2 separate regions of the Mus musculus genome follow, and region 1 is linked to region 2. Evidence: chromatin loops called from intact Hi-C (ENCODE). Cell type or tissue: left cerebral cortex. All regions are shown on one strand. Links, peaks and the distances in the headings refer to the core of each region. The heading gives the core; the rest is flanking DNA.

Region 1 (17,061 bases), core at 4,772-12,771, 1.5 Mb before region 2:
ACCGAGTGAATGAGCTCCTCCCACTCTGTATGTGTAGTGTATACTACTATCTACAGTAACATTACTGTTATTAAAATGTTGACTGTCTCAGGGATGATCAGTGCCATGGTAATATTTGCATGTTGCTTAAGCTAACAATGTTTTAATGAAGTCACACAATCCTTAACAGTGGTCCATCTTTGAACAGACACCGAAGTCAAAGGGGACCCATTGGTTAGATCCACATCCCATGCTCTTCTCTCAAGTGGTGACTATAAGAATAGCAAGTTATTTGGAGATACCAAACTCACCAGACAAAAGTTATATGTAATTCAACAGGAAAGAGTACCAAATGATATACTGATATACATATCAGGTACCCACAAAAATGGAATCAACCTTCCTGATCAAATATAATTATTTTAAAGGCAGCATTCATATTAAAATCATTTTATTATAGATACAAATTTTATGTTACAAGAGCCAAGAAAAGAGCCTCTGTACATGTGCAGTGGAGGCTGGAATAAATGGAAATATGGTATTCAGTTTATTGTTTTGAAGAAATGTAGAGTAAAATAGATTTACTTTCAATATTAATTCTGTATTGTCCACATTGATTCATGAGTATATTTAGCCTCTTTCTGTGTGAAAGTTATCACACAGTGGAAATGAAATAAATAACACCCTAGAGGTCTTTTACAATTTAAATTAAGCTATTATTCAATGTAATTACTAGACTGAATGTTTTAAAGTTTCTCTAAATAAGAACTATGAAGGTTGTTTATTCTACAAGATGGTTCATTGCACAATTATGAATAGTCAGCGATGATCATAGTGTATGTTTTACTCGAGAATATATTTTTGGCAATGAATATACAATGCCCATTAATTTAATCAAAGACTTTTTACATCTGTTGATTCAATAAATGCTCTTTGAAATTGAATACATTGGCCAAATAATAGGCTGCCAACTTAAAATGCAAATGATGGGTCCAGATTTTGTACTAGGAAAGAGTACAGAGCACCTATATGTCAAATGATTATAGTTGCTGTCAGGAGTTATAGATGTGACCTGGATAGTAAAAAGCAGATTTAATGCAAATATTTCAGTTTTAAGATGATATATGTCCAATGATTGATTTATTCTGTTGTTTATCATTAGCAAATCTTAAACCATGTGGCATCTGACAGTTTTAAATGTGGTTTTTACAGTCAGCTTTATCCACTGAGAATAGTTCAAAGAAAGCAGTTTGTAATTCTAAAATATTCCAAAGACTTAATTCAGTAATAAATACAGACTGAACTCAGTTCTACATTGGCTCTGTAAAAATCACAGAATTATTGTGAAAAAAAATCAAATGGATGGTAGACTATGGTTGTACTCCTTTTATCCAAAGCTTTTATAACTTTAGTGGTTGGTAATTAAAAAGAAAAAAAAAAACACTAGAAAAATAAGAAAAGGACAATGGTTTATGCAAATGACATAGATTTTCCATATGACATGAAACACTATATATAGAAATTTATTTTACATCTTCCTAAAATATTTACTGTAATAACATGATAGGACTAGGAGAAAAATCCAAATTGATCAAAGAATCCCTGTAGAGCTCCTCCCCCCCCCCCACATAATCATAATCTACTCCCCTTGCATTTGAAAGGAGACAAACTAGTTTTTTATCTGCTTTTGTAATAGCCAACACAAGACAAAGAACCACCCAACAAGACTGAACTTAGTTAAGCTTGTTAAGCCTGTTCACATTTTTTCAGGTATCCGGAGACATACTAAACTGTGGTGTAAGCTGTCATCTAACCATCAACTTCTAATGATACTATGAATTAAACCCATTCGTTTGTCATTTACCTTGTCATTGCTGTTGTCATTTTTATTATTCTATCACCATTATTTCATTTCCATGCAACTTTGAGACAGTCTGTTGGTACATGGCCAAGAAAATCAAATCCAACATGCATTCTGTATTTTTGTATCCAATCTGTATTTTTGTTCTAAGTTGATTTTTCTTCTTAATGTACAAGAGAACAAATGCACACTCTGAATTGAAGTAAATGTTTTTAAAGACAGAATGTATCTGGCGTGGATTAAACTACCAGAATAGCTTATTTGGATCCGGGAGTTTCACTACAGGTGGAATAATTTGCATAAGCATAAGCAATAAATGGTCTTGAACCTATTTAATCATTCTGACCTCTATTTCATCATCTTCAAAACTGAAAAAGCAAAGCAAATGGTGAAGTAAACACAGACTTAGCTGATACAGCCACTGTTTTTCAAAACATAACTGAACCATCACTGTGGGCTGACACTTTACCTTTTTTTGTTTTAATCTATTTCAGTACTTAAAATAGTTGTACATTGTTCTCCAGGCTCTCTTGACTCTTTCTTGATGTAGCTCCTGGCCTGTGATTCTTTGTCAAAAATGAGATCATACTTTCTTCTGGAATGCTGGATTTCAGAAGTTTTCTGTGGTGAATACCACATAGCCTCTCTCTCTCTCTCTCTCTCTCTCTCTCTCTCTCTCTCTGTGTGTGTGTGTGTGTGTGTGTGTGTGTGTGTGTGTGTCTATCACTTATAGTATTTCCCAAAGGATTCACTAACAACTGATATTTGCCAACATTTATTTATTCAGTTTGATCCCAAGAGGAGAGACATTGTTATTTGAAGTACAGATATAGGTCTCAATATTTCTTTTATTCAGAAGGGGGCACACTTGTGCTTTTAATAGAAGATGTATTCAGAGCTGCCAGTGTATGAAATGTATGGAGACTGTAGCAGAGGACAGAACTCCACTCTGTTACCATGGTCCCGTAAAACATGTATGCATGGCAATGTTATGCATTCTATATTGAAAAAAATGCAAACTTGATTTTTTTCTCCATTTACCTCAACGTTCAGAATTTATTAAGTTGAAATCTTTGCAGCTTTCTCTGACAATTATCAGAGCAATTAGCTTTACTCTTCATGACGATATCAGTGCTCATGGAACTAGTATCCTTTGATACTCTGAATTCATCAACTCGATATACTTCAAAGCACTTTTCCCATTGGTATTCATTAAAAACACATCATCACCCAATGCCAGGATGATACTGACTCATTTGGAGGAAGAAGACTTTATCTGACCTTCTCTCAGTCCTTCTTTCACTAGGATGTTCACTGAGTCATGGCCTTCTTTGGATGATATTAGCTAAAAGAAGAATCATAACCATCTTGGGATTATATTATCTGAGGAAAGCATTTACATTGAAAGTTTTGATAACCACAGTAATGTTGACCCTAGTGTTGTCACACCAAACATAATTAAAATTTTTGGTCAATACTAAAGTCCAGCCAGGCAATGATAGCTCATACCTTTAATCCTAGAACTCAGGAAGCAGAGGCAGGCAGATCTCTGAGTTTGAGTCCAGCCTGGTCTACAGAGTGAGTTCTAGACAACAGAGAAACACTTTCTCATAATCAAAAAAAAAAAAAAAAAAGAAGAGTAATAAAATCTAAACAGTTTAAATCATATTAAATATATCTAAAATTTGGAATGACTTTAGTAAAAAAATACCATTAATCTTTATAAAACATGCATTCATTTTTATATTTTAATATATCAAATGGGAATATACGAATTAACATGGTCATTAGGCATCCACAATAAGGCAGACAATTCTCATTCAATTCTTAGTGTTTGTAGAAAATCTAATTAGTATTTTCTATAATTTGTCAAATTATATGCTAAAGGAAACGGGGTTTTAGAGTGATATGAATAACTGGAATTATTTTCAGCCATGATAAAACCTTCCCTGTTCACTCTCACATTTCAGAGAGTTGATATGTCTCATTTCTTCAACAAATTTGCCCTTCAAGTAGGAGTACTCATGGTAGATGATGTTGATAGAGATGTAAATTAGTATGACAATTGTTCATCTGAGTCTAGCATTGTACATACTTTGACTAGGTATTTAAGGTCTTTCTTGAAGACATAATCCAATGAAGAGGTAACTACAATAACATACTGATTGCCATGATCCTTAAAGTAGCAATAAGTTCATCACCATGTGAGCACCAGTCAAGGAGAACTAATTAAGTAAATCCTGGTAAAGTCCTTCAAATGAATGGCTCATAACTTTAAATGCCTTAAAATTATAAACATTACTTATCTTAAAGAGTCAAAATACTTAGTAAATTGAAAAAGATACATGTATGTATGTTTCAGAATAGCTAATTATATGAGTGATAAATATGTAATTATATGGTTATAAAATGAATGCTTGAATTATATCTTTCAGAAGGTTGTCTTAACATCCTGGTTTGTTCATCTCTTTTATAATCTATCGCGTGATACCTACTGTTTTACAATACATATTCTTACTACATATTATGTAGAATGTACTATCCTTAAAGTACATCTGGAAAATAAAACGGAAGTGACTTCTGAACCCATTTATCCTTAAAATCAGATTACTTGACTTTTTACAGGGAATAAGAACAAATGCAGATTTTAAGCATATAGTAGTAATCAAGCTATGTAATTTTCAGTGAGGGAGAATGGAGGAGTCAACAAATATGAATTTCAAGGCAGGAACTAGAGACATTTTCTCCACTACCATGTAGAACTTTGCTTTTTCTATAAGTGATTATTCTGAGGAAGTTGGACCATATCATTAGCAGGATCTCTTCTTGTTCTGCCCTGGAATTTCCATGCATAAAATTAATTTGGCCTTCACACTTTAGCAAATGTGTTGTGGTTCTCAAACTGCTAGCTGAATCACTCACTCCCGATTCCTAGGAATTGAGCATCCATATCACAGTGCTACAAAAATCAGGCATGCATATCATCCTTAATTTTTTCCTTATCAAAACATGACAGAGTTCATCAGTTGTCAATCTCTATGAGAAAGGAGTGTGCAGATCTTCAGCTCAGATTAAGGAGGAGTAAAACAAATGTTAGCAGGAGGCATGATAGATAGAAACTTCTGAGGGTTTTGGAGGATTCTGTCCATTAACTGAGTCATAGTTAAAAGTCTCAGGGTCAAAGCAATGGTACAACTTATCATGATGATCACCAAAATTTTGGCCTTCATCCTTCATCTCCTGTTCTTTCAAGATGGCAATCTCCTGTAAGAAAGATACCCTCATGTCTACCATTAAATTTCTTACCCTTGACCTCTAATTCTTAATATCAAGTTGACAAAATTGTCAAATGTTCATTAAGTAACAATGGTACTATTGACTCAAAACTAAGTGCTTCTCTGTTTAAAGGAACAGATGATTGCCTTCATTGCATGATAAAAATTATTTAGTCATTCAGTATGTAAGCATTTAGTAATTTGTGTGGGACAAAGTAAGTTACTCTGTGATTCTACCTGTGAATTTTTTCACCTGCTCTATGGCTAAGTTAGACTTCAAAATCACATATACTACTTTCCTTTTCCGTGCAAATATGGGGCGATCTTGTATCTCTATGTGTGGTATTTAATTGTTAGGAAATTTAATTTTGTTTTCAAGTTATGTGTTAATTAATAACTTAATTAACAAAATTATCCATATATGTGATGTGGTAAGCAATTTGGGAAAGGAATGCACAGGAGGGAAATGCCTATAGATGCCAGAGGGAAGTTCTGAATCCCCTGGAGATAGAGTTATAGGAGCCTGTGAGCCACTCCATGTGGGTGCTGGGTTCCAAACTTTGAACCATAAACCATCATCAACCCAGCTCCTAAGACATGTTTTCTTATGTTCCTGTCGATATCTCATCTGCATATTGAATCTGAACATTTTCTCCCACTCTTCCCATCCAAGTTTGGAAGCCCATCAACTTTTACTCAACCTTAGCATTTTGCTTAGGGGTTTTTTTCTCTATTGTGGCATTTTCCCGAAATGTTCCTTTCTTCCCATGTGTGGAAACTCATAGTCTGGAAAACTTCAAAAACTGTTTAGGTCATGCCACTGTCACATGAAAATCCTCATTGTCTGCATGAGTTTGAATAAATTCCGTTTTCTTCGTGTGGCTTGTAGGGTTCTTCCTGGTCTGGTTTGGGTGTGCCTACATTGTTTGGAATTCTTCTTCCCATAGTTGGTCAAGATTGTTTCTGACCGGAGGACATAGCATGATGACTCCTAACTTAGGGGTTTGTAGTTGTTCTTTCTTTGATGGAAAGTGTAATGGAAAGTTGGTCTTTCTTTACACTTTTGGGAGCAATTACAATTGGCACCTATTCCATCTGATCATGCTAGCTGTAGCATCTCTAAGGTCACCCATCCTCCAAATAGCTCATTGCCTTGTTTTCTATCCTTCATCATAACATTATCTGCTCTTGGATAGATGCTGCTGCTGATGATGATGATGAGGAGGAGGAGTAGGAGGGGGGAAGATGGGGATGATATGAATATTATGGGATATTATTGATTTTTATTATTTAATACTCCTTTTCTCTTTCCACTCATATATAATCTTTCTAAGGACAGGAACACAGTCTCACTTGATTACTATTGTGTTCTTGCTTCAGACAACAGTGGTAGACACAGCTGTCAGGAGATACACATATTCTAGTTGCTCCAGAATTATTATTTCTGATTTCAAAAGGACTTTTCCCTCCAGGTTAAATCCACTTTCCTGAGACTCATGGCCTAGTCATACTCATCTCTATGAAAAGTATGTAAGGCTATGATAGAATGCTACCAAGTGTGAAAGTATCAGCCTCCTAGGGATATTAAAAATAAAATGAGATTGTAAATATTAAAGACGATGTCTCAGGGAAAAGAAAAGAGAACAGTATGAATGGTGACTCACATTCTACAGATGAAAAACTAGTGTCATCCCACAGCCACTTGAGGGTAGAGGCAAGGGCTCTTGGAGTCCCATCAGAGCATCAGGAAAATGCTTTTACATAGGCTCTTCCACTTCAAAATGAGTATCCCTTACACAAGAACTACAAGAGTTCCTCTTGATGTTCTCCTGAGTTGGTCTACCCTAGTGCAGGTGCTTCATAAGCTAGCTAAGGCCAACAAATGGCCTAGTTCCCTACCTTCAACATCTTCCTCCAGAGAGACTGGGATCATCCTGCAGTCCTGTATGCATCCACTGTCTTGTTTTATGCAGTGCTAGGGATCAAACTGAGAACCTCTAGTATGCAAGACTTGCTCTCTACCCACTGGGCTACATCAAAAGAATGAATAATATCTCTTGAAAATAAAGAGAAGAGACATCTACTCTTTGATAGAAATGTCATGGGGATCAGTAAAAATAGCCTATGGGAATATAAGATGGAAAATTCCAAATATGAATCTAGCCTCTGGCCTAAAATGTAAGGGAATAAACTACTTATTAGGTTTGATGGGAAACTATAGAAAAGTAAAAGGTTTGTAAATAAATATCTCAAATTTGCAGCTTAGTTTCTGATTTCCCATTCACAAAACTTTCCTACCCTGAGGGTAACAATTTTTACTTTACTTTCATTTAAAAAGCCAATATTTTATATTTTTTCCTTTTTCCTGTTTTCTTAATAAATAAGAATATGTAGTATTATTCATGTGAATTCTATCATCAATAAATACAATGTATTGGTATTATAGTTTCTTACCTTCTCAGGACATTAGATTTTACTAGAGCAGAAATTGATACTGACTGGTACATTAGTATATTGAGTTATACCATGTATTTGTATATAATCCATATGTTCAGCTATCTATAGTCCAGTATCTATGCAATGTGCTGTCGTTTAAATGACACTTAAATAGTATATAATTGTGTATGTGTTCATTTAAACATGCATGCATGCACACACACAACAAGACAGACACAGGCATGCGGGGTGAGAAAGAGAGAGTGAGGGAGGGAGAGAGAAAGAGAGAAAGAGAGAGAGAGAGAGGATACACTTCAGTGCTATAGCAGGAAATTAGGAAATAATAGGTCTTATAAAATAACTTATACACATACTTAGTGACTAGAGATGCTGAATGACTTTTTGAGATGTATTTGAAATATAAGAATGAAGAATTTTTATTTCCTTAGAAACAACACCATGGCTTGTACATGGTAAACAGCTCTGAAATAGTCTTGTCTCTAACGTTTAATGTTATATTTATTCTAGTCAGTTGTTTCACTTTTGCTTCCTGTTTTGATCCAATATGATCCATCTCATTTTTTATCCAATGTTATCCATTGATATCTGCAGTAATTTAGTCATAATAATGATAGTTAGTTGTTCTTGGTGTTCATGAAACACCTGCAGAATGAAGCACCTGCAGGATGAAGCCTGTGTATAGAACTCAAAAACTGATCATGCTGTAGTCTCACAACAACCAGAACAAAGAGGGTAATCATAGGTATTATTTACATTGGAAAGATGATGACATCTCTATTCATAGAGATGTAAAATACAAGTTTCCACATCCAGGAAGTGAGACCAAGAATGAGGTTCTAATTCCATGCTTCAAGAACTTGAAAATTCTTACCTTCTTCTTGATACTGATGCCAGATATAATGAATAAAATCTTCAACTTATAATCACAATTTCAATCTATATTTTGTGCTTTTTTAAAAAAATTAAGATTTTATGAAATTAGTTGACTAAAAGTATGTCCACCATCCTATACCCATGCAATATAATAGTGTTTCTTGGAACACATCATTCGGAACTCTTTTTCTGACCCTTACATATGCAGTAGTTTTGTGACTTGATTGCAGAATAAAAGGCAACAGAAGCAAGGCTATAGAACTAGTGGCCTATATCAAAAAAACACTTAAAGAAGCTAAAAAGGTACTGTAAGATTGGAGTAGATGTGGGCTACAGTTGCCACTCAATCTCTCCTAGAAAGTAGATCTACCCATGCTAGCTAATGTGACTAATTATAGATATTTAAACAAGACTAATAAAAGTTAATGGGTTCATCCAGGTGAGCTGAGAAAAAAATTTTGACTTGAGAAATGTAGACTAAATAATTACATTTGGGTTATAATGCAGAACTAATTCAAATAACATTTTATTTTTATTTTAAGAAGAGAAAACCTGGGATCCATCTCATATGCAGCCACCAAACCCAGACAGTATTACTGATGCCAAGAAGTTCTTGCTGACAGAAGCCTGATATAGCTGTCTCCTGAGAGCCTCTGCCAGAGCCTGACATATACAGATGCAGATGCTTGCAGCCAACCATCAGACTGAGCAGGAATTTACAACGCAGGCACTACAGAAAGGACTGGAGGAGCTGAAGGGGTTTGCAACTCCATAGGAAGGACAACAATATCAACCAACCAGACCCCCAGATCACCCAAAGACTGAATCACCAACCAAAGACTACACATGGAAGGACCCATGGCTCCACCTATCTATGTTGCAGAGTATTGCCTTATCTGGTATCAATGGAAGGGGAGGCCCTTGTTTCTGTGAAGGCTTGATGTCCCAGTGTAGGGAAATGCTAGAGTTGTCAGGCAGTAGTGGGTGGGTGGGTAAACTTCCTCATAGAAGAAGGAGGAGGGGTATGGGATAGGGCATTTGTGGAGGGGAATTTGGGAAGGGAGATATTTGAAATATAAATAAATAAAATAACCAATAAAAAAGAGAAAGAAAAGAAAAGAAGAGAAAACTGGGTTCAGAAATGCTCATACTGGCTTTCAGAACTAGAAAGTGGAGTAAGTTCCTTTATTTTTGCAGGTGTATTTTTAATCTGTAGGCTGAAGTGAATATACACATGTATTCTGAAGTTGCATATCTTTTGTCTGCCACCTTATTCCATGTAGGATAATCTTTGAGTTCACTCTCTGCAGCTTGCATTGCATCCCATCTTTGCCAGCTTCTGGGGAAACTGTCCAGAGCTGAATTTGTCACCAGGATATGCTGTGAAGTGGAAGGGCTCGTCAGAAGTAATGGACACTGTGTGCTTTATTTTTATTTTTATGATTAAAATATAATTGCTTTGTTTTTCCTTTCTATTTCCTTCCTTAAAAATCTACCCATATAATTCTTACTGGTCTCTTGCAAATGTGTGTCCTCTTTTTTTTTTCCTAATTGTTGTTACATGTGTGTGTGTGTGTGTGTGTGTGTGTGTGTGTGTGTGTGTGTGTGTGTGCAAATGCACATACACCTGCATGTATGAGAGAGATTCATATCCAAACCAAGCATTTAGCTCTAAAAGTTATTCCATACAATTTGTCTTCTGTACTGTAAATACAAAGGTTCAAAGGGAACTATTTCCATTTTAAAATCTCACTTGCAAAATTATGAAGTACCTTGAAATTTTAAGTGAGGCAGTCACTCCATCCACAAAGTCAACCTACAAATGAAAAGGCACAGGCTTTAGAAGGAGCAAATGTATTTTCAAAAAAGGAAATCTTCATTATAGCATCTTAAATGCCATTCATTCAGGGAATGTGAATCAACAGCAATAAAAGACCTTGAACAAGGCTATTTAAATAAAAATGTTCTTCAGCTTGTAGTACTGTTAAAACAGCCTTAAATTTATGCATTATTTCCTGTATCTAAAAACATGGAAATGAATTTTAATATAATTCATTATGGTTTATTCTGAGGTAGCACTAAGAAATGTAATACTTTTCAATAGTTTTGTTAAAATACCCTTTTATTTCCATTTCATCAATTAAAATTAAATATTATACAAATATATACATTTTTATTAAAAAATCTAGTACATACTTTTCCAGTTTGATGATAATTTTATGGCAATCTGAAAACACAATAATTTAACAGCCATTTTTTTTAGATTCCACATTACATACATACACAAAAAATTACTGTTAAATAACTCAGGTGGTTTATATTAGTGGAGTCCAAATGGTTGTGACTTGGTTCCAGACATCATTAAGCCTTTAAGGAAATTTAGGGAAGCTGAGACACATAATGTAGTTTAATCACCCTGTGGGTGGATCCACAATGTGTATAGCAGTTGCATATTATAGGATCTTTGATTTAAAATTGGTAGGCTAGAAAGACTCCAGACAATATCATATGCAGAGGGATACCAAACAAAAAAAGGGAACGGGATATACATTCCCATTAGAGTGATCTTTCTACTGAAATGTTTATGTGGATACTGCATTCCTTAGAAGGTGAGAGAAGGACCATATATAACATATACGCAGAAGTTTGAATTCTTGAAAGTATGAAATACAGCAAGCATGAAAGGTTGGAAACTATTACGGCTTCTGTATGTGAAGTGAGGCAAATCCAGGGAAGAATGGTAGGTTGTTTCTGGAGGACTAAAAATGAGACCACTAATAGCATTCTGAATCTGTGGACACTGAAAGTTAGAAAAAAGGTCCGAGCTGAACACAAGTCTTGGAGTTATGCATTATAACTGATCCTATTGAATATGTGACTTTACCTAGGCATGGCATAGAAGAGAACGATTCGAAAACTCTGGGGCCAGAAGAATTAACAAGCAACTCAAGAAGATATATGATACTGAGTACTAACTTCAGAACATCTCAAAATACTTTTCAAGTCTATATCTTTAACAGGCAAATCTTCCTTTTTTGTGTGGATTTTATGGAGGGAATCATCTCATCCCATTCTGAAGTAACAGGAGAAAAAGATCTCACACAGTAGTGTAACGAGTATTAAAACATAAGAAATATACCAAAGGGCTTGGAATATATCTCAAAGGCTATGAGCACTTTGCTGCTCTTACAGAGACCCAACACCCAGCACCCACAAAGTAGCCCACAATGTCCCATAACTACAGTTCCCTAGAGCTCAGCACCCTCTCTGACCTGTGGAGACACCATACAAGCACACAGTGTATATCCATGCATGCCACAAAAGCACTAGTACACATAAAATCAAACAAATAAATCTTTCAGGGAAATACTGAAGAAATGAAGAAAAGAGGAAACAAGGAAGGAGATACAGAGAATCAATAACAGATACTGAAAGAGAATTAAAAGGCCGCAGTGTTGTTGGCTATTAGAGAAGAAAGAAGATATAAGCGAGGGATGGTCAACACAGGGCAAGTGTTGAGAGAGAAAGTTGAGGGCTGAAATACACCCACTCCATGCTGCAAAAGGGGGTCATAGCAATGCTGGCAAGAGAATGTTGTAGGCTGAAGCCAGATTGCAGTGGGTTGAATATGTGATGAGGATGAAGACACCAGAAGCAGACACACAATCTTTTAAAAGAAGTGAGAGCTTGAGAAAATAATCTGCTGGGGAATGGATGATTTTGAAGCAGGAAGTGACCTGAGTGGACATTCTGCTTCATCCCCAACGTGATCTATCTAACTAGTACCCCCAGAGCTCCCTGGGACAAAACCACCAACCAAAGAAAACATAGTGGGACTCATGGCACTAGCTTCATAGGTATCAGAGAATGGCCTAGTCGGTCATCAATGGGAGGAGAGGCCCTTAGTCCTGTGAAAGTTCTATGCCCCAGTATAGGGGGTTTCCAGGGCCAGGAATGGGAGTGGGTGGGTTGGTAAGCAGGAGGAGGGGGACAGGTTAGGGGGTTTTCGGAGGGGAAACCAGGAAAAGGGATAACATTTGAAATGTAAATGTAAAGAAAATATCTAATAAAAATTTAAAAAATAAATTCTAAAATATATGATATTCTTATAAAATATATAGAATTCATTGGAGTATAACTTAGATGTCACATGACCATTTGGTAGAAATACCTATTTCAATAGATTGTCAAAAATCATAATGTAGTACAAATGTCACCAGAATGCATACTACAAAAACTCCTCATCCTCAAACACATTCCTTTAAACCAACACACAACTAATTAGCCTCTGTCCCATAACAGCCATATATAAACATAGATGCATTTTCTGTCTCTATGAACTTTAGTTTTCTATATATTTGATATAAATCATGCATTATGTACAGTTTTGTATCTTATTTCTTCCTTGATATGAGCTATAAGATCCTCACTTCCAGCAAGCATCAGCTACATCTACTCCATGTTTTATTGCTGAATTATATTTCATCAAGTCCTCATACTACCTTTGGTATGTTTACTTATTCACTCATGAGTGCCTGGGTTACTTTAAATTTGTCTATTATTTATAAAGGGTGTTGTTATGCACAAATGACAAGATAATAAATAAATAAAGAAACAAACAAACAAACAAAATACAAATGAGAAAGAAAAAAGTCAGTTTTTCCCTAGGTGCAGATGATGTAGTCCTGTACATAAGAGCCTTTCACAAGCAACATTACAAATTGATGAACACTTTCAGGAAAGAAGCCTTTTCTATGAAGTCAGCTTCTCTCTTGTTTTTAATATCCTTATTTTCTTTCATTTTCTTTCTAACTGAGTCTTAACAGGTGGATATTATATTTGTGCTCAAAGTTGAAAGATACATTAGAAAGGAGCAATGAGACAAGTTCATTAGAGATATGGGTCTCTATCATCTTATGCTAAAACATAACCAATTGGGAGATGTACAAAATGTTAAACTTCCAACCTATAGCTTAAAGCTCTATATTCTGCCTTTAAAATAAAAGGTATGAAGATACCAATCTTTGAGATAGTGCAATCATTGAAGGAGATTTTATTTGATATAAGTTAAATCCAGGAAATAATATACATTCATATTTTGTAATTTAAAATAAAGTCAGAAGTGTAGTCCAATAAAACATGATAATTTAGCTTCTAAGAATGTTTTTCATCTCTATTTTAAAAAGACTTCTCTATAAATATAGAATTGGGATTTTTATTAGATACTGATAATATTCACAATGAATTGAACTCAGCTTTCCTCCATTCTTTAAGAATAACAGAAGTCAGGAAATTTGCTAAAATAATCTGCAAGTAAAATTCAATGTTAAGAATTGACTACTTTTGGAGTGGATGAAGGGTTTTGGAGGCTGAAGAGATGGTTTGATGATAAGAATACCTGTTGCTCTTTTAGAAGCCCTGGCTTCAGTTCTCAGAACCCACATGCAGCTCACAACAGTTGATAACTCCAGTTCCAGGAATTCAGTTACACACATGTGGTACATACACCCAGGAAAAAAAATATATATATATATAATTTTTAAAACTGATTTAATGGGGAAATGATGTTTCAGCTACAAATTTTATTGCCACACAATCACATTTTTAAATTTATCTGTGTCTGAAAGTGATGATAATATCTTTTTAAAATTGGCTACTATTGTAAAAGAAATATGCTGTAAAAGTGTGAGGCACTTAACTTCCTTAGAGGGCACTTTCCGTTTCAGTTTACCACATGGCTTTTTCCATGAAACACCTAAAACTCACATGAAATTTCAGTCACATAGAGTAATTGTGTGTGTGTGTCTGTGTGTGTGTGTGTGTGTGTGTGTGTGTGTGTGTGTGTGTGTGTGTGTGTATTGCTGCCTTTCTATATCCTACAATGATGCCCCAACATTTTTGAGGTATAACTTTTAATGACATTCATCAAGTTACCCCTTTCATGGTGATGCTTTATAACATTAAAAGGAAGACTGAATGCATCTAAAATGGAGGCATGGTTTTCGGGAAGATGGCTTGCTAATGAAATACTTTAGACAGCTTGGCCCAGTGCTCAGATGCAGGATTCTTATGGGGAAATTAGGGATTCCATTTTTGACCAATTATGATCTCTCTTGGTTTTCATTTTACCTCTTGCAGGATACGTGGATTCTCTTCAGCTTCCAATCATTTTACCACTGTGTGTGCAAATGAAAGTAGCAGCAACCAAGTTACTATGTGAGTTAGGCAACAGACACGTTTTTATGGATGAAAAGAGTACTATGAATTATATTTTCAACTTTCAACTCCATTTGGAAAAATGTTTCCATTGCTTCTTTAAATGTTGTCTTTCTAATGCCTCCTGGCCCATTGAAACTTTCAGCTGAGTATATGAGTATATTTTAGTATCTAAAAAAGAACAATCTGACTGGACATACCCTGCCAGAAAATACCAGCAAAGCCAATCTTCAAATTAGAGTTATCTAAATATTCAATTACAAATTGTCAAATCCACTCAGAATTTAACCTATATTTCCTTAATTGGAATTGACCTATATAATTCCTTTAAAGGATTCAAAGTGCAAAGAATTTTATTTACTCTTTTTTTATCTAAGACAAAAAAAAAATCCATGGTTAAGCATTCAGGTGTTAAGGTATTCCACACGAAGAATGAGCTGCCCTAAGAGGACATGGATGCCCCATGTCCCCACACAGAGCCAACACTTGGATGGTGAGAGGAAAGAACATAAGAGTCAGAGGTGAGGGAGGATTGATAGGAAATAGTGTCTTCTGGATATGACAGAATCATGGTCCTCAGAAGCTCACAGAAGCTGAGACTGCCAGAATAAGCCCTGCACAAGACCACACCTTTCAAAGTTGCAGCATGGATTGGGGAGTTCCTGGCCCTAGCTGAAGAGCTACTGACATTGATGGCTGCTGAAGAAGAGAAGGAAAACTTTGGACATGACTGTGGCCCTTACTGCTGGCCCATGTTCCAGTGGATACATTCCCCCCTCCCACCTCCAAAATCCATGCAAAACCAGGAAGCTCTAATTGGAGTCTTTGGGTTAAACAAATAAAAAACAAAACAAAGCAAACAAAAACAACAACAACAACAAAGATGGAAGAGGATAAAGAGAAAGTGGTATTGAGAAAGGAAGATGGGAAGGGTTGAAAGAAAGGAATTTGAGAGGAGGGTCAGTAGAGGGGATCTAGGAAGAGTTGCATGAGAGAATGTTTAAAATTATAGAAATAGAGTGTGTGTGTGTGTGTGTGTGTGTGTGTGTGTGTGTGTGTGTGCAACATTGTCAAAGAATGATAAAATATGTTAAGCATAAAAGCATACTTCATATAGACACTGTAGTATGGGGATGTAGCTTTATGTGGTTAACACATTTAAGTTCCTGCATTGAATCACTCCATTGCAACACAAACATATTCGTCAACCTCCATCTTATCTCTCCTGAGATGTAAAAAGAAAAAATGTATCTCTCCCTCTCCCTCTCCCTCTCCCTCTCCCTCTCCCTCTCCCTCTCCCTCTCCCTCTCCCTCTCCCTCTCCCTCTCCCTCTCCCTCTCCCTCTCCCTCTCCCTCTCCCTCTCCAGCCAAGTTCCCTAGGGATAGGAGTGGGGTTTTTGTTGTTGTTGTTGTTGTTTAACTTCACTGGATATTTGATGCACTGAAATATTTTAACTGAGTTTTTTGAGCTGCAGAAAATTGAAGCTGAATTTATAAGAGCTTTTCTCATGCACTCTAAGCCCAAAGGTATGATTCAGTTTCAAAGACATTTTTGAGGGAAACTTGAAAGTGTACAGGCAGTGGAACAAATATTTATTTAATTTCTCTCCCAAAGAGATGACAGTAGCTAAGGAATATTAAATTTCATTTGTCAAATACTGTGCTCGTGTAGCCTCACACCAGGAAGTGTTATACATTTTCCCTTTACTGATAACAACAAAAGATGAAACTGGACATCAGCAACATTGTGCTTATTATACCCACAGCCTCAAAAATGGTAAGTGGCAGAGATGGAGAATTAATTCTCCAAGATCACTTTCACTATTTGCTATCTCATTCTGTCCCAAACATCAAATCTTGAACTATTTTCAAGTATTTTTAAATGTCTAAATATAAATACATGGAAGTATAGAGCTAATCAAAGCCACATCTTTGCTTGGCTATTGGTACTTAGGAATATGAGATTTTCCATGTATCTGCTTCTATTCCTTCTTTAAAGTAAAAAGTATTATTTTTGTGAATGGCATGTCCAAGGGCTCAAGGCTGGTTTGGTTACACTCTCCTCTAGTTTCTTCTTCTGTGTCTTCCTTTTTTCCCCCTTGCTATTGTAAATGAATTATGTATGTGCCCTGAAGTAATTAGCAAAGATGTTGTTGTTCAGCTGAATTTTAAACTAATTAATCTGACCTAATTCCTGTCAAAAATAATTAGGATAAAATATGTCCTCCCTAAGTAACTATTTCAAGCCAAGACGCTGATGCCCTGGCTCTCCTGTGTAAGCACTATTTTAAAATTGAGGGAATCGTTTATTTAATAGTTTTAGAGAAGATGCTAAAACACTGGCTTGTGAATTGTCACTTGAGCATTATCACCAGCATAGTTATCCAAGAAGCTGAGCTA
Region 2 (14,664 bases), core at 1,975-9,974:
CAGATGCAGGCAGATTTTTGTGAGTTCAAGATCACCCTTGTTTGCATAGTGAGTTCCAGGATAGCCAGAGCTATACAGTGAGATACTGTCTCAAATTAATAACAATAATAATAATAATAATAATAATAATAATAATAATAATCTAGTAATAATAAACAAATTATTTTAAAAAGAATAATTTTCTCTCCTACAAGATTTGAGTGTAAGTACAACTGGGAATCTTCCTATGGAGAACCAATTCATTAGGAAACTATTGTTAAGTTTGAATCTAAAATGTTCTTCAGAGGTTTAGATATTGAAGGCACCTAAAATCTCCACTAGTGCCACCATTTTAGAGGTAATAGCTTATCTGGAGTAAGTCACTAAAGGAGGAACTTCAAAGGTGACTCTTGGGCTCTGTGCCTCTCTCTCTCTCTCTCTCTCTCTCTCTCTCTCTCTCTCTCTCTCTCTCTCTCTCTCCCTCTCTCTCTCTCTCTCCTTCCTCTCTCTGCCATGCACAGAGGAGCTCCATGTCTCCACATTCACCCTTTCATTATGGTCACTCTCCCCACAGCTTAGACACACCTGAGCCAAGGCAGTAGACATCTGTAATCCCAGAGCTGAGGAAGTGGAGGCAGGAGGATACCTGGAGCATGCTGACCAGCCAGCTTAGTCAAATCGGTGAGAAACTGTGTTAAATAACAACCACAATGAGATGGAGAAGATACTGAGGGAGATCCATAGCACTGCTCTCTGGCCTCCACGTGCAAACATATACCTGCTGGGACTCATGTACACAGTCATATTAACATGTACATATATCACATACACACATACAAACATACAAACACACACATACACACCATGCATATAATAGGCAGATAATTTCCCTATAGTTGTATTATTCATCTTTCTATTGCTGTAGCAAAATAACTAAGACCACAGTTTATAAAGAGAAAAGGTTCATGCTCACAGTATTAAAGATTCCAGTTTACAGTTGCTTAGTATTGGTGCTTTGAACATTTGTTAAGAAAATTTGGGGTTGGTGAGTGGAAAAAGAGGTCTGAGTTCTCATAGTCTCTTTGGAAGACATATTCCCAATGACCTAAGAGCCCTGCTCCAGAAAGTCCTACCACTTTTCAGTAGCTCTATGTTGGAGACTAAACCTTCATTCAGCACATGAATTGGAGAGATATTTAATACACAAAGTCTAGAGACATGTATAAAAATGCCAGCTGAAAAGTCACATGAGGATTTTGGTAGTGCTGCTTCATGCTAAGGAAGTAACCTGGACCTTTTAAGGGCTATAGTCAGAGGAGACATTCCCTACTGGCTGGTTGTAATTCCAGCTCTTAGTAGGCAGAAGGACTACAGCAAGCTCAAGGTCAACTTGTTCTACCTAGTAAGCTCCAAGCCAGTCAAAAGAGACCTTTTTCCTCCAAAGGACATCTAAAACAAGATGCACAGGATTCAGTCCACAGTGTGTGTGCATTCGCACATGTGTGTGGGTTGGGTGTGTAGGAGGGTGGGTTGGGTGTGTAGGTGGGTGGGTTGGGTGTGTAGGTGGGTGGGTGGGTGGGTGTGGACATGTGTGCATGCATGTATGTGTGTGTTCAGTCATATCATATAAAACACAGTCATATACTTAATAATATCAAATAGATTTAATTAGTCACTGTGGGTCTAGTTTGAGGACTTGCTCTTAAGAGGAAAACACTCCATACGGGTTTGCTTATATGGCTTCCATCACAAATGGATAGAGATAATGGGCTGAGCATAGATCCTGGCAGGGAAATGTGCTTCTGCCCTCCTGTACCCAGGAAAACATGACAGAAATAAAGAAGACCCATTAAGAAAGCACCAGAAGAGTAATAAGGAAAGCTCACTGCCTCTTACTCTCATCTGTGTAACAAAGGACTGAAAGTTACCCTGCAAAACCAAGCAAAAACGCCATCTGTGCCATGGCTTCTGGAAATAGCTTAATTGAAAGTACGGAGAAAACCAGAGGAGCTAGCTGGCTTCTAATTTGCACAGCTCCATCCTACCTCAGGGTCTGTCTCAGAGATGCATGCAGCGGATACCGTACCCCATCTGCAAGTTTAAGGTCTTCTTCCTGCATCAGACTTGATGGCCTATCATTACCTCTCTCACCAATGTTAGGAACCCATGTAGGAAGCCTTAGCTACATGGCTTGAAAATCATCTTTGCTTTGAGACGTTTTAAATTTTTTCTTTGCCTGCTTGTGGCTGTGTGTATGTACTTGGATACATGTGTGCATATGTGTAAAAGGCCAGAAGACAACTAAGTATCATCTACCTTTTTTTTTTAATTTTGGAAAAATGATCCATCACTGGCTAGCAAACGCTAGGAAGCCCATCTCTAACACCCATCCACCTACAGCAACTCCCAAGAACAGGACAACAAGGAACAGGCTACCACACTCAGGTTTTATTATGTGGGTGCTGGATATCAATCAACACTATGTTGTTCTGCTCCTAAAGCAAGCCCTTTACCAACTTTGCAATCTTCCTAGATCTATGGATTTGATCTATTTCTAATGAGGGTCATGGATCACCAATGGTTACAATGGATCCATTCTGCTGTTTTTCTCTTAGCACATTTTTCCCAAGTTCCATCAAGATCCATTTTATAAGCAAGACAACACATGTTTCTCCTGGAACTGGAAGGCTCAGTTACAAAGGAGAGTTAACAGGGTGGCAGCTACCCAGCAAACTAAATAAGGGCTTGTTTTATTACGGCTCACCCCTGAATCCCATTGTTACCAACAGACCTGAGATCAATATTCCATCAGCAGAGGCCATCTCAATACTGAGAGTTCACTGGCAAGGTGCCACCCCTCTATACAATCCACAGCTACTGACCTACCACAGACCAGTGGGGTAACCTGGCCATTTCTGATAACCCACAAGGGCACTGATCAGAAAAGATCTCTTATCAGCTCATTATCTACCAGGTAAAGAACTCAATGACATCACAATTGATGCATCAAAGCAGGTGGCAAGTCATTCAAGCCGAGTTTGGACTTTTAGAATTCCAAAGTTCAATTGATTCTATTCTGCAAAGTAGTTACTTAGATTTGTGGCTGCACTACCAAGAAATTGAATATCTGGATTCTTGACTCAGATAGCCTGTCTTAACAGTTCTGAACCCGAGCTTTGGGGGAAGATATTTCTTCTTCCCTGTACATCTCTATCTATTTGCTATATGCATGGCCTCTGAGAGGCACGCCATGATATAAATTATTTATATATATAATTAGGTATATATATTTAAAAAGGGAAGGAAAATAAACATAGAGTTAGCTATGATAACTCAATAATACATAGTAAGGGAACAGATTTGAAGCATTCTCCCTAGTTTAAAGAAAAATTTTAAAAATGCATATATATATATATATATATATATATATATATATATATATATATATATATATATATATTCACGGAATTATAAATAAGGATAATTTGGGCTGAGGAGATGGCTGAATGGACAAAAAGCTTATTTTACAAGCATGAGGCCCCTGAATTCAAATCAACACTACACTCATAAAAAGCTAAGCATGGCTGCAGAATCAAGAGCTGTGGAGGGCAGGGGCAGAAGGATTCTGGAGGCTCACGAGCTGTCAACCTAGCTCCAGATCCCAGCAGAGAAAAGAGTGGAGAATGATGAGACAGGACAGCCAACTTCATCCTGACATGCAGAAAGACGCACACATATCACACACCTATGTAGCAACAACACAAATAGATAAACAGACAGACTGACAGATTATACATTTTACACTTGTGGATTTAAGCATGGCTATAGTCCAGTGTGTTGCTACATGCTTGGAATTCTAGCAGTGGGTAAGTTAAAGCAGGAAGATTATGAGTTCGAGCTAACCTAGCCTACACAGTGAAGTGTATCTCAAACAAATGGAAAAGTTAACACTTGCATTGCACTTGTTTGTGGGTGCACACATATACATGTGTGTACAGATGCCTAGGAACTTTAGTTACCACACTAAGCAATTTCTATGATTCTACTAATTGTGTTCCATAGCAACTATTCCCCATAGAGAACAACCACCTTTACAGATTGGGAAACTGAGGCACATAAAATCAGGGTAATTTATCCAAAGTAAAAAGAGCCAGTGAGTGTATGGTAAGAAAGATTCTGAGAAACCTCAACACTATCACTGTCCCCTGTTAACTGCTCTAAGAACTCAATGGTGGGTCAAGCTCCCTCCACAAACACATATTAAGTAGAACTTGAATGGAACAAAGCATCATTAAAGTTCTCAGTACTCTTGTGGAAGCATAGTAGAAATAATACCTCCCACTTCTGTGATCAGGTCAACTCTGGAAAGCAGTTATCAGATGAGGAAAATGAAACATAAGGGAGCAACACTGGTCCTATATTCCTGCAGGTTCTGGAAAGACCCTCACAGCCTAGCCTACACAGTGAAATCTCTCTCTCTCTCTCTCTCTCTCTCTCTCTCTCTCTCTCTCTCTCTCTCTCTCTCTCTCTCTCTCTCTCTCTCTCTCCCTCTCTCCATAGACACACACACACAGATGGAAAAGGGGTCCTCATGTCCCACACTCTCAACATGTTCACGCCCCACCCACTCCTCTGTTCTGTTCTGTGATCTGATCTTTCCAATGCCCACTGATTCACCTTCTTTTGTCTCCTGCATAGCCTTCACTCTTGCCTTCTCCAGGGTCCAAACAGTCAAAACCATGTGCATATAGTTTCACTATCCAGCCCAGGCTAGCTTCTAATTCATATGTTCACATACCTGCAGGCTAAGCTGACTACACACAATCAATGCCCATATTACTGCCACCCTTTCTTGGGAATCTCCCTCTTGGTGTTTCTACTCTCCCACCTACCCACACACAGAGAAAGCTTGAACAAGAATACACTGAAGAGTCAAGGACAGAAGAAGTGGATGGCATGATGGTAATAAGTCTTTTAGCTGAGTTAGGACATCTGACTGCCAAGCTGCTCCTTGCCACTAATTTTCTGCATAGCTTTAAAGACAGGGCAGTTCTTCACTTCTTTGAAAAGAGGTCATTAGACTACTCAGGGATTACAAATCTCTATTGGTGTGTAACTGTCTACTACTGGACCCAAGGTAGACATTACTAATCACTTTCAACTAGGCCAAAACAAAATGTCTCAGTTCTTCTTTATAGACAAACACATTAAGAGAACAGAACTTGTAAGCCAACATTAGCCCCATCACCCCAAATGTGATAATCCCTAAAACTATTTCCATTATTCAATTTGTTCATCATCACACACAACTTTCCTTTCATTTCCATATACCTTCAATGGAAATCAAAAGAATGTATGGACAATTTGTCAAGATCAGGAGTTTTGAAAAGTGTTAAGCAGTTCATTGGTTCACACATTCAAATTCAGCATGAATTTGTAATAGAGGAAGAGCCAGGAGCCAGGCCTAGTCATGAGCAAGTTTTCTTCCCTGCTATCTGTCTCTCTGCCTCTCCCATCTCCTCAGCCTGCACTGTGTCTCTGGTCTGAATCAAAGACCACACTGTCCAAGACTGGGAATGCATGGTCCTTTCCGTGATGTTTACATACAGATAAAACTGTCTGACAGCACATTTCTCAGAACACATTCTTGTGGCTAAACAGTGCCTGGCTCCTGAAAGACAGAACGAGTGAAGTTGGGAAGGAAAAGGAATGGAGTGGAAAGGGAAGCCATGGGCTAATAACCTCTGATTCTGCTTCCGCTTCTGCTTCTTCTGCTTCTCCTACTTCTTCTTCTGTTTCTGCTTCTTCTGCTTCTCCTACTTCTTCTTCTGTTTCTGCTTCTTCTGCTTCTACTTCTGCGTCTGCTTCTGTTTCTGTTTCTGTTTCTTCTGCTTCTGCTTGGGACAAAGTGCCTGATCTAAATACTCTTCTGGATCCCTCTATTTTTTTCCACTAATATCTTACATTTTTAATTAAAATACAATTACATCATTTCCTCCTCCCTTCTCTTCCCTCCTACCCTTTCCATATCTGCCCCAGCTGCCTCCCATATTCTAAGAAGGCAGAGACTCACACTAACCTAAACCAAGGTGTCCTGGAAGGCACAGGAAACTTTTGAGGGATGGAGCTCCCTCTACTGGGCACAAACCATTTCTTTGGCCATTTCATCAACTAGGATATAAGCAATGCCTGCTCAAACCAGTTGCCGATCTAAAAAAGCTACTATTTTAATTCAGTGTGGTTTGCTCTGGTCTGAAAAAATGCAGCTAATAAGTCCACAGCCTATACTGAACACCTACTATGTGTCAAGCAATATAACAGTGAGCAAGCAAATACAAATCAGTGTAAGGGAAACAAACAAACAAAACCCTGCATATGTGTGTGCACACCAGGGACTTAAACCATGTGCATGTGGAAGGCATGCTGTAAGGATGAGAATCCAGGAAAGCTGCGGAAAAAATTGTTTTCTGAGCTGGTGTTGAGATCCAACTGAAAGATAACTAGCTCTCTGGACACAGGATAATTTCATCGTATTAAAAATATTAACTAACTGAGACACAGTATCAAATGTTCCCATTTCTGTTTGTGCTTTCACGTGCCTGCTCCTGAGAGTTTATGGATGCTTTAAGGACAGGAGCTACAGCTCACCCCAGGGAGTCCTTTGTATCAGTTACTCTCTTCTTTGTCACGACATAATACCATCAATGGCAACCTAAGGAGTATGGTCAATCGCAGCTGGGGAGGCATGTCAGTGCCAGCAGGAAGCAGCTTGGCACATTGCCCCTGCAGTCAGGAAGTCGAGAGGGAGCAATAGTGCTACTCAGCTTGCTTGCTTGCTTTCTCTTTTTTATTTTAGGACCCCAGCACTTGGGTTGCTGTTGCTCACATTCAGGGTGGGTTTTTCATCCTTTGTTACCACTTTCTAGAAACACCTCCCTGGAGATATCAAGGGCATGTTTCTATGGTGATTTTTAAATCCTGTCAAGTTGACAATCATGATCAATCTTTGTACTCTTAAATGGAGGTATTTAAACAGAGCACAAGGGCTACCTGGGCTACCTGTGCTCTGTGTCTGTGTGAATCTAGAAAAGATACCATGAACTTGTATCAGCTGTGTTTTCAGCAACATCGCTCTGACTTAGCAGCAACTAGAATGTTAGTAACTTTAAATTTTGGCATCATACTCAAAATTATTTTTGAATTTTATTATGTTTTATGTGTTTGAGTGCTCTGCCTGCATGTATATCTGTACACTTACTTATGTGCCTGGTACCTGCAGAGGCCAGAAGATGATGTTAGACCATGTAAAGCAAGAGTTATAAACAGTTGTGAGTCACTGTATGAGTGCTAGAACTAGAACCTGGGTCCTCTGCAAGAACAGCAACTGCTAAGCCATCTCTCTAGCACCTAGAAACTATTTTTATAATGTGAATATTTTCTTAATCCATTCTGAAGGTGGTAGGCCAGAAAAGTGGCTTCAAAGACATAAACAAAATACACTCACAATAAGGAGTGTTTTGGATATAATGTGAAATGTTCCATATAGGTTCATGTGATTGAATGCTGTCCTCTTTGGTGGTGCTGTTTAGGAAGGTTGTGGAGCCTTGCTGGAAGAAGTGTGACACTAGAACAGACCAGGAGATGTCATAGTCTGGATCCAGTCTATGTTCACTGTTTCCTGACTTTGGATGCAGTATGACCAGCCAGCCTCCTCCTCCTGTCACTATTCCAGTCCCCCATGATCAACTATATGCTCTCAAGTTAGTGATACATGGAGTAAGAGAATGAGCATTCACCAAGCGCGAGCTGGACTCAGCCATGGACCCATGCTGCTGCATTGTGCCCTTGTATACAATGGACACTGTCGTCTTCAAATGGGTAGTAAATCGATATATTTCAGAGTCTAGGTCACAGTGGCTCCATATCATTAATAACAACATTTTAGACAACTATGCCTAGATAATGATAAATACCTAGATAATTATTTTAAACTGTCAACTTATACCAAGATCTGTGCCCACCTTTTGTTTGTTTGTTTGTTTGGTTGGTTGGTTGGTTTTCTTTTACTTGAACAATGTCACTTAATACTAGGTCCCAGATCACATTTCTGTCTCAGTTGCTGGAATACCAAGAAGTCCCATGCCTGATGAAAAACCACACAGATGCTAAGTGAAGGATATTGGATTCATTACTCTCCTCTATATCAAAGCCTGGGCTCCTGGCCTTCTTACATACAGCACTGTTGGATGCATAGACAGACTGTACCTCCTAAACTTCTCCAAACAGCACCACCCAGTGGGGACCAAGTATTTGCATACTGAAACCTAATGGGACATTTCCCAGTCAAACCTCCACATCTATTTCCCGTGTAGCTTTACTTGCTATCTACTCTATAACCTGAACTTAGGCTCGCCTCCCTGAATACGTAGTGTATTAATCAGGGTCATGGATCCTCACAGCTTAAAGGCCAGCCATATCTTAGTCAGACTCTCATACTATGTTAGCTGATATACCAGCTAAAGTACACAGCCTAGGATGCTATAATAAAATACCACAGACTAGGCAGCTTAAAATGACAAACTTTTCTAAAGGCAAGAGTTCTAAGATCAAGTGACCTCTTGGGTTGGTAGATTCCTAGTGAAAACTTTCTTCCTTGTTTATAGATAGTTACTTTCTTACTATGTCCTCATTATACTAGTAGACAAGGGATTAGATATATGATATAATTGAGGAAATCAACAGCTATATCTTAGTGGCTATGGCTTCTTGTGTTTGGAGTGACTCTTTGCAGCTTAAAATCCCTGATGCTGAAACTAAGTTCTTCCCACTGTATCAGAAGTCAAATCACCAGGAAATTTTCTGATGGCCACACATGCATACCAGTGAAGGCGCTAAATCCTCAAAAGACCCTGGTTTCATTATATTGTGATTTTCTTTGTGGCTTTAGCCTCTCCATTTATGGACTTTTTAAGATACTGAGGCAAAATATCTTATAGGGCAGATTTATTCCAATTTGGTTTGAGAGGTGGGGGAAAGGTTACTTTGCCAATGCATATACCACCCATCTCATAACACAAGGACTGAGAGAGGACACAGTGGGGAAAGTCCTTGCTAAGCAAGAATGAGTACTTGAATTCAGATCCCCAGCACACATTCAAATCAGATACGATGAAGCATAACCCCAGTGCTAAAGAGTGTGGAGAGATGGGCATATCTCTGAGACTTTCTAGCCAGCCACTCTCGCCTAAAAAGTACCTTAAAAGATCCTATCTCAAAATAACAGGTTAAAAGCAATAGAGAAGGATACCTAGTATTGACCTCTAGCCTCTCCATGTGCATATGCACAGATACACACATAAACACACACACACACACACACACACACACACACACACACACACATGCACACACATGCAAATGTGCATATATGTACACACAACATAGATAAGCACACAGCCTCCCACTGACCTATACCCCCAGCTCCTGTCTTTACATTCATATCTCTAAATTTCTCTAGAAATCATGGCCCCACCATAGAGTAAAAACTCCAGTGAATATTGACTAAATACAACTTCATTCCAATGCACCCACCTGCTGGCAGTCAGCATGACCAGCTGTGTGTCACACAGGAACAGAAACATGGCCCCAGAGCTGTGCATGCAAGGTTCCTGGGTGTGGAAGTTAGTAATCATCCAGCCATTCAAACTGAAGATAGTTATGGGACAACATAAAAAAATAAAATGAGATCTATCCAATAAGGGTGAAAAAAATCCCAAAAGCAACTGAGTGGGTTCATCAGTCACCCAAGTTATATACTCTGAGGCTCTGAGGCAGGGGATGCGGCAAAGGCTGGGTTACTTCTGCTGGACCTCAACCATACAGGCTGAGACACTTGGCAGTCTTGCTTATTACCTAGATTAACAGTAATCTCTCACTGTTAGAATTATAAGGCTTTTCATGTTGATGAGGGTGTTCGCAAAATAATCAGGACAATACATGATCACTGTAGTCAGACTGTTATGCCAATAATATGTATATGCATAAAACATAAGTAATAATATTTTCCAGACATAATTTTTTAACTCATACAGTTGCTGCCCATAGAAAGATGAATTTGTAGGCTGATGAAATGGTTCAGAGTGATAAGGTGTTCACTGTACAAGCATGGGGCCCTAAGTTCACATAAAAGCCAGGCCTAGCAGCACACATCAATAACCCTAGTACTGGGATATCTATACATAGACAGATTGTAAATGTTATATGTATGATTATATGTATATAACCAACCAATCTGTCTGAAATTCTGAAATGACAAGGTCTAGATGTACTAATATATATATATATATATATATATATATATATATATATATATATATATATATATGTGTGTGTGTGTGTGTGTGTGTGTGTGTGTGTGTGTGTGTGTGTGTTTGTGTGTGTGTGTGTGTGTATCTCAAAAAGTACTGGAGAGCATTAAGAAAAAAATGAAGTCAACCTCTAGCCTACATACATACCTTCATGGGTGACCATGTTCATGCTTATCACAACACAGAAATATAAGTGAAAGAATGTAAAAATAGGGGCATGGGTAGGGAGAATGTGTTCTTGGGCTATCTTTAGTCATTGAGATAATTTTCTTTTGTTTTTGTTTTTTTTTCAGAACTGAGTATCTTATGGAATGGAATCGTGTTTCCTGGAAAAAGACCATTTTTCATCAAATTCTGTAAGAGATAGGTGCCACATTGTCTCACTCCTCAATGAAGTGAAATGAGTGAAATAAGATGACAAGGATTATAAAACAAATGTTGTGACTAATTTGCATTGAATTAGCAGGATTTATTATTAATAACATAATGAGAAGCTTATAGTCATAGAAGATTAATGGCATATCAAATAATAGGTTGGATGTTTATGAATATTGCTGTCACATCTGATTTCAGCATCACTTAAGACTTGAGACAGAAGTCTGGTAGCCAATGATGTTGGCTCTGAATATTTGACCACTTGTCTTAGTAGGAGGGCAGAGGCTAGTATCTTATGACTTCTAGCAGCACGTTAGGAATACAGAATCTTAGCGTTTTCCCTAGAACCATCTCAGGAAAATTTGTTCTTTACTGAATATTATTACCTGGGTATATACAGTTCATTGTTTTGTAACAAAACCCCTGAGATGGTGTCTTAGTTAGGCTTTTACTGCTGCGAACAGACACCATGACCAAGGCAAGTCTTATTAAAAAATATTTAATTGGGGCTGGCTTACAGGTTCAGAGGTTCAGTCACTTATCATCAAGGTGGGAGCATGGCAGTGCCCAGACAGGCATGGTGCAAGAGGAGCTGAGAGTTCTGCTACTGGAAAGGCTGCTAGTGGAAAACTAACTTTCAGCCAACTAAGGTGAGGATCTTATGCGCACACCCACAGTGACACACCTACTCCAACCAGGTCACACCTATTCCAACAAGGCCACACCTCCAAATGGTGCCACTCCCTGGTCCAAGAAGATGCAAACCATCACAGATGGTGACTAAGGAGGTTTATATGTGCTCATAGTATGGAAGTTCAAAGGTATACCATCTCAGGGATTTAGTTACAAAAGCAATGAGCTGCACATATGCAAGTAATAATACTCAGGAAAGTACACATTTTCCTAAGATAGTTTTAGGGGACAAAGCCATTTCAAGCTACCTGATACTAGTGTTTATAGATCTAGAGGCCTGTGTGTAAAAATATTGCACACAGGCATGGCCCATGGCTTCCTTCCTGTGACTGAATCCTGAAAGGAGGTATTGTTGAGAACTCTGGGACATATTTTCTGAGTCTTTGGGGATAGGATTCAGGAATCTGCACTGTTAGCAGTCCTCCCACTATCTTGTTGATGTTCTAAGGCCTGGAAAGCAATATTCCATTATACTCCCTTCTTCTTGGGTTTATACATGATAACCCAGGTATAAATCCTTTTAAAACTAGAGAGTGGAACCAAAAATGGGAGAAATATGACAAGGAAAAATTAATCTAGGGAACTGACTCCTAAAAGATAATTAGATTTATTCATTTTAGAGTCTGAGGCAACTCCTGTGCCTCCTTTTAAAAGTGTCTCTTCAACCCAACCCAAGTTAGCTGGCATCGAATGAGTCCCTCAATCCAACATTAGTTGAAGCTGGTAAAGTGACTGACTCAAGTAACAATGACACAAGCAAGCACCACCCAAGGCATAGAATCTTGGCTACACCACTGAGACACACATGTCAGTTTTCCTGACTATGACTCTAGAGCTCCTCCTCAGCCAGCTGGCCCTGTCCTGTATCAAAGCCATCACACTGCTAGTCTTCCCACCAAGTTTGGTATGATCAACCCATCACCACAGAGCTGATAAGGCAATGGTGATAGTGATGGTGACAGAGTCACCAACACTCCCTAATATAAGTAGAGAGAAGGCATCTCTGTCTTGCACCACACCCAGTTGCAAGTGATACTCAGAGATGTTATAGTATGTAAAATGTGGAAAGTCAACTGAAAGAAGGACCCCATGAAGTAGCTTCCATGAGGTCATCGTTTAGAATGGGGACCTTCATGGCAAGGTACCTGTTTTGGTAGTCACCTATGCTCCTTTAAGGAACCCCCTTATTCATGGTTCTGTGAGCCACCTCAATTAATCTGCAAGCTCAGCAAATTAGACCTTGGTGGAACAATTATGTTGATCTGTCCTCAGGGCCCCATCTGGGGTGATTAAATGTTTATTCGTGTCTCCCCAGGAAAAGTTAACACAACACTAACCAAGGAAACAGACTTCTTCCTGCTTGCCCTAAACTCTGCGTGTTGCCTGAAGTTGAGCTAGAGAAAAAAAAAACCTCCAGGTCAAGGATAAGCTATAAGCATGTCCTGCATAGCAACCATGATGGTTAAATGTATTCAGTTGGATTGGGCTCTGATTTCTTCCTTTGTGTGTCAAATATATCCCTAAGATTTAAAAATAAATTAGTAACATTTTTACCTTTGGGGATATAAACCGTCCACTGACATCTGAATGCGCCAGCTGCCTCAAGTGAACCGTAGGTTTGATGCTGAGTTTTGTCCACATCATTAGTATATGCCAGTGATGGAGAGAGACTCATGCTGTGTTCATGCTAGTGGATCTTTAGAGTCAGAGTCAGTATGGTGAAGATGTGATTCCGAGCCCAGTGAGACTTAACACTGTATAGGCTAAGTTCAAGACAGGGATATAAGGAAACTGTTCCTTGTCGTCTAGTGCCTTGCTGAAGACTCAAGTATCCACTCAGAAGGACATCTGTTCACCTGAACCCCAGACCCCCCCCCCCGACTCATGTTGCCCATCCAGAATATTTTATCCTTACTTTTACTAATCTACAGTGTTAATGATTTCATGTGCTGAGTTGTAGACTGAATGTTTGTGTTTTTTCACAAAGATAATGTAGTGAGGTCTTATCCCATTATGCAGGTGAGGCCTCTAGGGAAATAATGAAGGTCTAGTAGCATAAGAGTGTTAGTGACCGAGATTCAAGAGGAAGCTGCTCTGAACAGTGTAGCTGGATCTCCCTCCAACCTCTCTCTGTCTCTCTCTGTCTCTCTGTCTCTCTCTCTGTCTCTCTGTCTCTCTCTCTCTCTGTCTCTCTCTCTGTCTCTCTCTCTCTCTCTCTCTCTCTCTACATATATATATATATATATCTGCAAAAAGCTGAAAGACTACCTACAGTTACAAAGGTCCCCTTACAGCATTTCCTCTCTAGTGTCACATGGAAACGTGGAAACGTGGCCACAAGCACTTACTATGGGTTTCTTATCACATGGTATGGGACCTCTCCTCCCTTAGAAACTTTTAAGACATGGAACCCCACTCTGGTTAATGGTCCTTAAGGCTTTCTTTGGAATATGCAGCATTCATATATCTTTACCCTGAAAGACAATTCATCTCATTGTCTTTCTTTTAAACCTGCTTTCCTGTCCTCTCCTTCTCTAAGGTCTGACAAATTACCGGTGTCCTTATCAAAAGAGACACCGCTGAGCTAATATTTCCTAGAAAATAAAAATGTAAAGTTTTCTTCTGTTCAGCAATTGGAAAAAATAATATTGATAAATAGGTATCATAAACAAAATGGTCCCTAGATTCAATATGACTCCCATCAAAACACCAATATAGGCTTCAAGTAATTTTTTTTAATTCTAAAATGCAGATGTAATCACAAAAGACAGTAAAATATCCAAGGGAAGTCTGATTAGAAAGAACCATGCTGAAAGTATCACAATATCTGACTTCAAAATGCACTAGAAAGCCATAGTGAAAAAAAAAAAAACCCAGTATGGTATTGGTATGAAAATAGGTACATCCACTAAAGAAATAGTGTGTCCAGAAGTGACTCCACACATTATAACCTTCTGACTCCCACAGATGCCTGGAAAATATGCATCAAAATATGACCCCCATAATAGTGGTACTGGGAAAACTATCTCCACACACAAGCCATAGTGCACACGTGCACACACACACACACATAAAGTAGAATTTTAACCATATATTTCACCCTATACAAAACCTAACCAAAGAAGGTGAAAAATCTAAGTGTATATAACTTTTCCTCTCTGCTTGGACAAGAGAGAAGAATCGGAAATTGAGAGAACTTGTTATCTTTAAAGGAAATGACATTTGTTGAGACACATGGGCTGCAATGTGG

Evidence for each region. Hi-C counts contacts between places; a loop is a spot of excess contacts. Peaks named below come from ENCODE experiments on the same cell type or tissue, not always from the same donor. Only the 100,000 strongest peaks of a DNase experiment are listed, where the experiment ranks them.
Region 1: a loop joins it to region 2, with 2.2 times the contacts of the local background. A loop is called at or near these places in 3 of 42 quality-filtered maps.

Annotation. Positions count from the first base shown.
Region 1 is chr6:110,543,006-110,560,066 of GRCm38, forward strand. No RefSeq gene overlaps it. Among named protein-coding and RNA genes, the nearest start is that of Gm20387, 94 kb to the right of the region's middle. In left cerebral cortex, for the core only: no CTCF peak of the experiment used is centred there; DNase peaks (open chromatin) are centred at 9,143 and 12,041.
Region 2 is chr6:112,085,233-112,099,896 of GRCm38, forward strand. No RefSeq gene overlaps it. Among named protein-coding and RNA genes, the nearest start is that of 1700054K19Rik, 120 kb to the right of the region's middle. In left cerebral cortex, for the core only: CTCF peaks have their summits at 6,118 (motif pointing left) and 8,257; DNase peaks (open chromatin) are centred at 6,114 and 8,272.